Linked DNA regions of Homo sapiens: region 2 is linked to region 1. The links are chromatin contacts, found by Hi-C or POLR2A ChIA-PET in ENCODE. All regions are on one chromosome and are shown on one strand. Each heading gives the region's core, a stretch centred on a gene start or an enhancer-like site at or near the end of the contact. The rest is flanking DNA. Distances are from core to core; before and after follow the strand shown.

What was found. Hi-C counts contacts between places; a loop is a spot of excess contacts on that map. ChIA-PET counts read pairs that join two places held with the same protein, here RNA polymerase II (POLR2A). Pooled maps may share reads with other maps.
Region 2: a pooled map shows a loop between it and region 1 (2.4-fold over the local background). The contact joins the promoter of ARHGEF3-AS1 here to the promoter of ARHGEF3 in region 1. A Hi-C loop is called at or near these places in 5 of 50 pooled maps. POLR2A ChIA-PET finds 5 or more read pairs at or near these places in 10 of 52 experiments (CD4-positive, alpha-beta memory T cell, GM12878, HepG2 and 6 more).

Annotation. Positions count from the first base shown.
Region 1 is chr3:56,798,632-56,804,018 of GRCh38, reverse strand. ARHGEF3 (Rho guanine nucleotide exchange factor 3) reads left to right here and starts at 2,070. Exons shown (of 10, transcript NM_019555.3): 1 at 2,070-2,316. The coding sequence starts at 2,221. RefSeq lists a silencer at 1,901-2,070 and an enhancer at 4,435-4,484.
Region 2 is chr3:56,937,297-56,942,427 of GRCh38, reverse strand. It overlaps ARHGEF3-AS1 (ARHGEF3 antisense RNA 1), which reads right to left and starts at 2,388. Exons shown (of 3, transcript NR_046572.1): 1 at 2,251-2,388; 2 at 1,772-1,847. It also overlaps a transcript of ARHGEF3 not described here.

The DNA of each region.
Region 1 (5,387 bases), core at 821-3,320:
CAGCTACTTGGGAGGCTGAGGTGGAAAGATCACTTGAGCCCAGGAGGAGAAGGTTGCAGTGAGCCAAGATCATGCCACTACACTCCAGCCTGGGCAACAAAGCAAGACCCTATCTCAAAAAAAAAAAAAAGAAAGAAAATATGATAATTATAATATTTTAAAAAACTATAATTTCCCAAGAAGTGCCATGAATGAAGGTATTTTTCTTTTTTTCTCTTGAGACAGGGTCTCACTCTGTCACCAGGCTAGAGTGCAGTGGTGCAACCATAGCTCACCACAGCCTTGAACTCTTGGGCTCAGGAATCCTCCCACCTCAACCTCGGGATTAGCTGAGACTACAGGCATGCACTACCATACCTGGCTAATTTTTAAATTTTTTTGTAGAGGCAGGGTCTTGCTATGTTGCTTAGGCTGGTCTTGAACTGTTGGCCTCAAGCCACACTGCTGCCTTGGCCTTCCAAAGTGTTGGGATTACAGGTGTGAGCCACTCTACCTAGCCATCTTTTCTTTTTTCTTTTCTTTTCTTTTCTTTTTCCTTTCTTCCTTCCTCTATTTCTTTCTTTTTTTCTTTTCTTTTTTATTTTTTCTCAGGGTCTCTGTCACCCAGGCTGGAGTGCAGTGGTATGATCTTGGCTCACTGCAACTTCTGCCTCCCAGGCTCAAGTGATCCTCCCACCTCAGCCTCTGGAGTAGTTGGGATTACAGGTGTGCACCACCATCCCTGGCTAATTTTTTGTATTTTTTTTGTAGACACAGGGTTTCACTGCTGCCCAGGCTGTATTTTTCTTATAAAAAATTTTAAAACATGAGCTATAAGCTTAAGTCCCTTTTGTTCACTATCTTTAATTCTTTAAACCCAGGTGCCTCCCTTCAGCCACAGGGGAACTGGTAAAAGCTTGCTGTGGATTCTTGTAGACAGTGTTCAATGCTATTTACCCACAAATATGTCTTTATAGAAAATATATGATATTCTTTGGTAAACTTGTATTTTTTTTTAACACAAATGGTATTGTATTATGCTTAGTCTGCAATTATTTTTAAACTGAGTCTAATACATTGGAGATCTTTCCATGCCACACCCATAGACCCATCTCCTTTTTCACTGCTGCTAAGCGGTATTACACAGTGAAGAAAGTTTATTTAAGCACTCCCTATTGATGGATATATTACCATTGTTTCCAGTTATTTTTTATTTTTTACTGCCCCAGACAGGGCTGCTGCAAACAACCTTAAGATCAATCGCCTTCTTGGGCATTTATAATGTCATTGTTTCTCCAAAAAGGATCCAGAAAGGTGTGGTAGTGCCAGGTCATCCATGCACAGCTTTATACTTGAAGGACACTCTGTCAGATTGCCCTCGAGTGTCAGGCAGCCTCTGAATATGCTAGTCAAATTTAAAAGTTGGTGCAAAGTGGGAAAGGTCTCGAGGGAATTTTCCGGGGGTGGTGGAAATGTTTCGTATACCGACTGTGGAGGTGGTTATACGGGTGTTTACATTTGTCAGAACTCAACAAACGGTACTCTTAAAATGGGTGCATTTTGCCATTTGTAGATTATATTCCACTGACATTCATTTAAAAAACCAAACAAAAACAAAACAAAACAAAAAAAACGTGCAGTGGCCTGGGAACAGGGTAAGAGAGAACACCACCCCTTTCTAATGTGGGCTTTTAAAACGCTCGCTTTTCCCCCCAGGCTCCTTCCTGCCTCCAGGTGTCACTACAGCCTCCTTTCTCCCCGTTGCCCGGTTTCGCCCCAGCCTCCTTTCTACCAGCAGCCTTTCACCCGGAGAGTGCCAAAGAGCCCGAAAGGAGCTATCATGGGGTCTGCCTGCCCCGCAATCGCGGCCCACGCTCTGCGGGGGCGCCCGGAGTCGAATACCAGCGGGGAGAGAGAGGTCCCTCTCCACCCGCGGGACCGCCCCACGCCCCTCGCAGCCCCAGGAGGTGTCCGCGCTGCGGCACGTGGGCCCTCCCGGCAGCGTGGGGCGGTGCCGAGCCGGCGGCCCGCCCCCTCCCCACCCATCAAGGCGTGGCTGGCACGGTCCCGCCCACTCGGCTCCGGAGCCCAGTCGAGTCCTGCCCGGCTAGAAGCCGGCTGTCGGTCTCCGTGTCGCCGCCGCCGCCCGGCATCGTGGAGCTGGGGCCCCCTTTTGCCTGGGAGTTTTGTAGTCGCCTAGGGTCAGCGGTGACATCCCAAAGGGCAGGCCCGGCAGCCGCCATGGTGGCCAAGGATTACCCCTTCTACCTCACGGTCAAGAGAGCGAACTGCAGCCTGGAGCTACCCCCGGCCAGCGGTCCGGCCAAGGACGCTGAGGTAGGGCCGCGCCCTGCACCTGGACCTCTATGGGTCATCTGCCTGTCTCGTCTGCCTCCATCTCCCATTCTCGGCGCCCGTCCAGTGTCACTGTCTCTGTTTCCATCTCTCACTCTCCGTGTGTGCCACTTTCTCTCTCTACATCTCTCCCACAGTCTTCTTTGTGTCTCCCCGTCGCCATCTCTCACCCTGTCTCCTTTTCTCTCGCTTTTTCTCTGTGGACCAAGCACTAGCTGCCTCCTCTCTCCCTGTCCCTCTACCTGCCGGTCTGGGAGCAACTGCCTCCTTGCCTTTGCAGGGCTCTCAGACTGTCCATCTTCTGTCTGGACTCTCAGAGGGACTTTCTCCTACTGTCAGCAAGCCCCAGTGTCAGGGAAGTGTCAGCAAGCCCCAGTGTCGCTACCCTTTAAGCGAGTTTTTTTTGCCTGGGTTGTGAGAGCAGAGGGACGTACCAGCCCTCTCACCTGTCAGACTTGGCCTTGCAGCCCTTTGGCAGCAAAAACAGGACACAGCGCCTCTGCCTATCACCTGTGGCCAGTGAGGGTCATTCAGCCGGGGGGCTGGGGCTAAATGAGTAAATTGGAGTGTCTCCCACATGGATCTTGAAAATGAATTAAAGTCCTTAGGGTCAATGGAAAGCTGCCTTGGAACATTGGAAACATTTCTCTTTCTGGGAACTTTCCTGTGCCTTGCGGGCGATGTGAAGGAGTGCTCCCAGGTTATGTTTAGTCTGCCTTTTCCTCTTGCGTGTTATTTCTCTGGCACATAGCTCACTGGCCTTAAAGGTTGGGTTCAGCTGGAGGAGAAAGCATCCCTCTCTTTGAGGGTCTTAGGGAATACAGTCGCTTTCGCTAGATTACAGCTTTGCTGTGGTCAAGCTGCGGTGGAACCCACAGGACCCAGCTAGTCATTGCCGCTCATGCGTGTATCTGGGAGCTTTCCACTCTCCCACACCTCACTCTGCGAACATCAAACATCACCACCACCACTGGGGAAAGGCTGAAGGCAGGTGTGCATCCGGCCTTGTCACAGCATTCTTGAGGTTCCACCCACTCGCCTTCCTTGGGTCTGCTCAGCTGTATGCACTTGGCTCACTGAATCATGTATATTCGGGAGCACACCATCAAAGATTCATTTCCTCTAGCAAGAGCTGCTCCAGGCTGACAGGACTCCAAGCAGTCTCTGGTTGTATTCAGCTTTCTATACGCTGAGCACAAACTAACTTCTCCCTCACTCAAACCCAACCCTACACTCCAGCTCAGTCGAATATTATCACAAAGAGTTTTTGTTGCCAGCAGCTGTGAAAGTGTGATGGCCCTAGTGGCATTTGCATAGAATTCAGGTTGGTCAGGCCTGGAATGGATATAATATTTTTTCAGTGGGAACTTCCTAATTTAATCAACATAGGAGCAGCGCAATTGGTGCCCACTCAAACTCCACTTGTAAGGAAGAAAGGCATAACCAATAAATTAATAAATTGAAGTGGGCCAAAGAAAAGAATAGTGAGGATAGCTGAGGACTCTAACCAGTCCCTTCCTACTATTACTTAGTCCTGTGTTTTTGAGTAGTTTAGCTAAAGGCTTAGGTAAAACTTGCCTGCTTAATTTCATTTTATTCTTATACATAGAATATAGATATGTCTATATATCACAAATATGAAACTTATCACATGTCAAATATTAATTTTCTTCATTGGTAGCTGGATCTAGACTATAAAATATGACTTATTTTCCTCGTATGGGGATATCCTGATGTGAGAAATAAGGAAGGGGTTGGAATAGTTTTGGAAATAGTTGGTAAATATTTTTCAGATATCACTATTGGGGTTTTTGTTTTTTAGTGTTTGATTTAAACACTAAATCAAGTATGCTTTATACACTTTGAGGCAGAGATATCTTTTAGCTTCATCGATGAGCATATCACTTCCTGATAATGGAAATTGGCAAAATTGGAAAAAGAAACCTAAGTGAGTTTAGTGGGTAGTTTTCTGGTTTCCTTATCAGCGCAAAAGGCAGCCAACCCTTGTAGGCCTAGCTTCTCCATAAGCAGTTAACTAAAATATATTTTCCACCAGTAGGTGTCGTCAGTATTCATAAATTAAAAAATAGCATTCGCTTGTCAGCCTTTTGAAAAACATGATTATATAATTGTTTATAAGCTAGGCATTGACTGTTAATTCCTCTGAAAGTATTTTTTTAAGAGTGATTGTTTTCTTTGTGGAAAGAATGTGGTTATAATAAAAAGAAAAATAGATCTATCCAGAGGCCTTTCTAGGAAAACAGGACTTGTTGACCTTCAAAGGCCGTTGCAACAGAGCACCTGTGCCCTTTAAACATTTAATGGCCGTGTGTAATGGCTGTTCCTTCCGAATTTGCCTTGGGTAGGACAGTGCACACAGCATGGCACTGGGAAGTGCCTTCTAGCATTGACTCCTATCCTTGCAGCAAGTGTACTGGGGAAAATCACTTAGGAAAAGGCTCCTGGGGAACAGGCAAGTGGCATTGATGTGCATTTGATACCGTACACTGAGTAAAAAAATATGCAAAAATAAGCATTCTCTTAAAAGCAAATAAAATTTCTACTCAAGATTTAAGTGATTTGTAATTTTTTATTTGTGGTAGTTTCCAGTGAAAGCAAAAAATGATATTTTTAAAATGTATTTTTATTTTCTTTAAAAGATCTATTTTAAGCTTTTGAAAATATTCTACAGGGATTATAATATTGCATGTCTGTTAGTATAATACTGCCTCTTAATCTGCTATTTCTTATGACATGGGGGTTTGAATTGGTTGGCAAATGTTTAATTTTAATATCCATAATCAGTGAGGTCCTGCTGGCTGTAATCATTAATTGTGAAATCTAAGGAGCTTAGTTCATGGCTCTAGAATTTCACAGAAAAATGTGATATGATACGAGCATTAAGTTTATTTCTTCTGATCTTTGATGCAGCTTTGTTCAGTTTATCTGTTTTTGTATTTATTGGTCATCTACTTCCCATGCCAAAAGGGACTGGTCTACATAGCTGCGCTAAACACCTGATCAAATCACTAAAAGAAAATGTGTTACCTCTA
Region 2 (5,131 bases), core at 1,139-3,638, 140 kb before region 1:
CACCCCAAAACAATTACAATAGTAACATCAAAGATGACTGGTCAGACATCACCGTAACAGATATGTAATAATGAAAAAGTTTGAACTATTGAATTTTGAGTGAACAAAATGTGATGCAGAGATGCAAATTGAGCACATACTGTTGGAAAAAATGGCACTGATAGATTTGCTCAATGCAGTTTTACCACAAACCTTCAGTTTGTGGCACCTGCAAAGTGCAATAAAGCCAAGTGCAGTAAAATGAGAGATCCTTGTAATAAAAACAATAGCAATAATAATGTATTTCATTTGTTAGCCTTTGGAATGTGCTAGCTACTGCTCCTAGTACTTTGCAAGTAATCACATTCCCCTACAGCACTATTTAGTCAATATTATTATTATCCCCAGTTTTCAAATGGGAAAACTTCTACCAGAATCATCCCCAAAGACCCACAGCAATTAAGTAGTGGATGTAGCTTTTGAACCCAGTCAGTCTGGTTTCAGAGCCTGTGTTCTCAACAATGTGATGATTGTAACAAGTGCAATTGATGCAGAGGCATATAATGTAAAGCATATATTTATAGGATTTAAACCATAACTAAAGAAAAGCACATTAAAACCATAAAAACTAAAGTGATCCCTTCTTACGGGGAAAAAATATATTAATATATACATAGAAAGAAGTCTCGTCACTGATGAACAACAATATGGAGTAGATGAAGTCCCAGAGAACTGTTGTTGTGTTAGTTACATATTTTTTATAAAGTCTGAATTTTTTAAAGAGAGTGTGTATTGCCTTTATAATTAGCAAAATAATACACGTAGAATAATTAAAAAAGAACTCCTTCCACAATCACAATCTTCCACAAGCAACAGGAGGCTTATATTAAAAGTTTCAGGTCTTAGAACACATCGGGGTGTTTCATTGAACATGTTCTGTGGGCCGGGCATCATGGCTCATGCCTGTAATCCCAGCACTTTGGGAGGCCAAGGCAGGTGGATCACTTGAGATCAGGAGTTTGAGACCAGTCTGGCCAACATGGCAAAACCCTGTCTCTACTAAAAATACAAAAATTAGCCAGATGTGTTGGCACACTCCTGGGACCCCAGCTGCTTGGGAGCCTGAGGCAGGAGAATTGCTTGAACCCAGGAGGCGGAGGTTGCAGTGAGCCAAGATCATGCCAGTGCACTCCAGCCTATGCGACAGAGCGAGACTCTGCCTCAAAAACAGAACATGTGCTGTGGCTAAGCCTCTGGGGACTGATGAAATCTGGGTACACAGAAGGGGCTGGCACATGCTGTGGTGTGCTCTGCAGTGCTTCAAGATGTTTGCCCCCACCTCCTCTCCCAGTTCTCCCCACCTCTCTGAGAGTCAGTCTAGAGGCTACTTCCATGCGCCCTTGGGGTTAGCAGTTTTATTGGTCAGCCCAGAGTCTGAGTTTGGTGGACAGTGCTTGGCAGCCATAACAAATGCTTAGATGGTGAAAAGGTATATGCTTTGGGGTCAGAATGCCAGATTGGGGGCTTCAGACACATTTCAGAGCATCGGGTCTCTTATCTGCAAAATAGGTATGGAAAATAATGCCATTTTCTGAAAACCAGAGACTTAGTAATTATGTGTGTAAAGTGACCCGAAGAATGTCTCTCATGTAGGTAAGCGCAGAAAATATTAGCTCCATATAACTAGGGTTCCTTTATTCCTGAGATGACTGTTTTCTAAAGATAAGTATTTAACAGATGCTTTTTTTTTTAAATGTGAGCTGCCCCCTCATAAAGGCAAAACCGACCATACCTGGGTTTCCACTTAGTCCTGCTTGTCTCATTTCCCTTCAGGCAGTAGAGAAGCCAGGCTGTATAGATCCTGACACCTGTGAGGGAAAGCTCACGTCATCTTCAACCTGCTGACACCAAAAATATGCCAGGAACATTGGAGCTCATTCTTAGATTCAAAGCCGTTTCTTTTTCTGGCCATATGTGAGGTCTGTGGGAGTTAACAGTAGGCTTGTGTGCCAGTTGAGCAGATTTGCATTTTTGAGTTTCTAGATGCCTGTTTATTTTATATAGTTATCGTTTTGATTAGTCCTTGCTTAGTCCCTTTTTGGTTCCAGAGTTATGCAGGGTAAAATATGCTTTTACTTTGGCCTTCTGGGTTAATTACAAAATCCTAGTTGCAAGTGACAGGAATTCAACTCAAATTAGCTTAAGGAGAGTTTTTAAAGGTACAGGGGTATGGGAAGTATTTCGTGGAATGCAGTGGAGGCTCAGAAGTACCTTGAACCAGGCACTGGAAGCCCATGAGGATTCTTGACTCCTCTCTGCTCTTAGCACTTTTGCTTGGCCAACTGACTTTTTCCATTTCTCAGTACAGTTGAAACACAGCCATCTACAGAGAGACAGCCTTCTCTCTCTCTCAGAGCCAGAATTACTAGGGAGGGATTCTGATTGGTCCAACTTGGATCAAGTGGATACTCTTGGACCAATCAGCAGTGGCCAGGGAGTGGGATTATGCTGTACCACCATGGTGACTCCTATGGTAACCATAGTAACAATGGGGGAGAAGGGGCAGTTTCTAGAAGGAGAAGGAGGCACTGGAGCAGATACAAATAATTCCTGCCTACAAAATTCTTCCCTATCTGTCCTCCTATCATAAAAGGTAATCATCCTGATTCCATTTTTTCCTGTCTGACTCCATGTGGGCAAAACTCCTAACTCCTCTTCTTTCATCTTTGGTTAGAAGCAGTCCATTTAGTTATTGATTTTTTTTCAACCTGGACAATCTCTTCTGGGAGCAAGAACAGCCTGTTTGGCAAGCTATTCAGCAAGACATAAAACATAATAGTCCTCGGGATGAATCAAAATAATAGCAGGTCCTAGAAAATTGTGTTCTTAAGCCATTTCTAGACTGTTGGGAAGTATTGGGGTTCAGTCAGGGGTTTTAAACAGAAGGTGGTCCAAGAATCAGTCTCAGTATTGTTTTGTGGTTAGTCGTATTGATGACTGTTCATTGAAATTTTTATTTTTAATTTTAATCAAATGTAGCCTTTATTACACACACAAAAATGTCATGGTAGTGATCTTGCTACCTCCAAAAGAGCCTTATGTATTTGAAAGCATGAGAGGAGATGGTGATGTCGAGAACTGAGGGAACATACCTATTTAGAAAATCCTCCTTTTCTGAAGCCGAAACTTCCCTTTCTTTCCTCCGTGTTAGGTTTATTTCTCTTTCTGCCTGTGTCTGAATCTGGGAATGGGAATTGAAGCCTCTTGCGTGGAGGTTGGTAAAAGTCCTGTTATTGGATTTTCTTCTCTGTCATCAACTTCTTCCTCTTCACAGTGAGTGTGGCCCACTGAATAGACTGGACGAGATTGGATTGTGGCTCGAATACCACCCCCCTTTAAATGCCCAAATCATACTGCCCGTTAAATCAATTGAAAGACACAGCTAGAAGCAAGGGGAAAAAGATGGGATCCATTAACACACTTCACAGAGAGTGCAGGCAGGATGGAAGGACCACACTACCTGAGTCCTGGGCTTCGCAATGTCCAAATGTCCTATCTCTCTGTACAGTGTCAGCTTTCATGACTGACGATGCATCTACAAGGACTGGAGTTGAACTTCAAGCAAGAGACTCACAGACAAAGGCGCCCTGGGCCAGTGGCACACACTAGCTTTATCAAAGAGACTCAGGGACAAGTACGCCTGGTCTGTACTGCGGTTTGCCAATTAGCTGGATGAACAGCTGGCTAATTTCTGTTTTATCTCTTGGGCAGAAGACACATGAGGCTAGAATAGGTTATCTTCAACGGGGAGCCGAGCTAAGGCCTCATGTATGTTACGTGCTCATGTGTTCTTAGTGCCTCTGTATATTTAGTGCCTTGTAAGTCTCATGCATATTTAGTGTAACCAGATGCCTCATGAATATTAGGTATCTTTTGCTCCTTCCATCCCTTCTTGTCTGTGTTAGGTGCACACATTTGACTTACTAACCACTTAATTATAAGTAACATCACTTAAAATATATTCTATTATCGAAGATGAATAAGTCTTACAAACTTATTCTTCCTCCGTAATTGAAATTAGTAGTCTCTAAAAACTAATAATCATTAATCTTGATTGCATGGGGCCCATTTTAAAATGGGCTGCCCTATATAAGTGTGAAGATTAAAATTCTTTTCTTCCTTGATTTTTGGGCCTCCTGCATTTGTCAGTCTCCACTCAGGCTCTCTCTGCCATCCAACCCTGGAAATCTCAATGAACACAACTCCAGGACCAGCTTTTTTGTGCATGACTGTTACTGCCAACTCCCACGTGGTGCTGGAAATAAAACCAGCGGTATTAGATGCTGTAGCAGCAGCAAGGACCACCAGCACCTGACCCCTTGGTTAATACACATTCAGGGAAGAGGAGACATTCTTATACAGCAGAATACTGCTACATGATGTGTTTTTGTACCTCAGGGCTGATTCGACCTAACATTTCATTTAGAGAAAAGGGGGAATGAGACTGATTACTTTTTTATGGACAGATGAAAATTTGTGTTAAGTGTAAAGCTCTGACTTCAGGGAAGTCCATTTAATTTATGCAGGTTGAACTAAACCACTTCATTAAAAAGAGGATGGGGAGAAAACTTATGACTCAGCACAAGTTAGATGAGTGACTCTGTCATTTCCTCTGTCTATCCTATTGGAGTGATGGTGATTCTAGATGTTAACATGGGCTTTTTGTGCAGCCTACCCCCTAAAAACAAACAACAGCTTCCTCTGGGGCTCAACTGAAGATGTATATACAATACTTGTTCTAGCAGGGAGGAGGCATTATTGAGTGTGGTCTATTGGGAGAAGGGATGTCTGCCTTCATGTGTTGTCTTCTACATGGTTTCCATGATTCTTATTTATTGTGCGCTATTTTTCAACTTTTTATTATGAAAAATTTCAAACATATGGAAAAGTTAAAAGATAAGTGCATCAAACACTCACCATCTAGAATTAACAGTTCCTAACATTTGCTTTATGTATTTGTCTCTAGTTGTTGATACAGTTTGGCTTTATTTTACTAAACCATTCCAAAGTAACACAATTACAGATACTATGATTCTTCACATCTAAATATTTCAGTATATATGTCCTAATTATAAGGACATTTTCCTACATT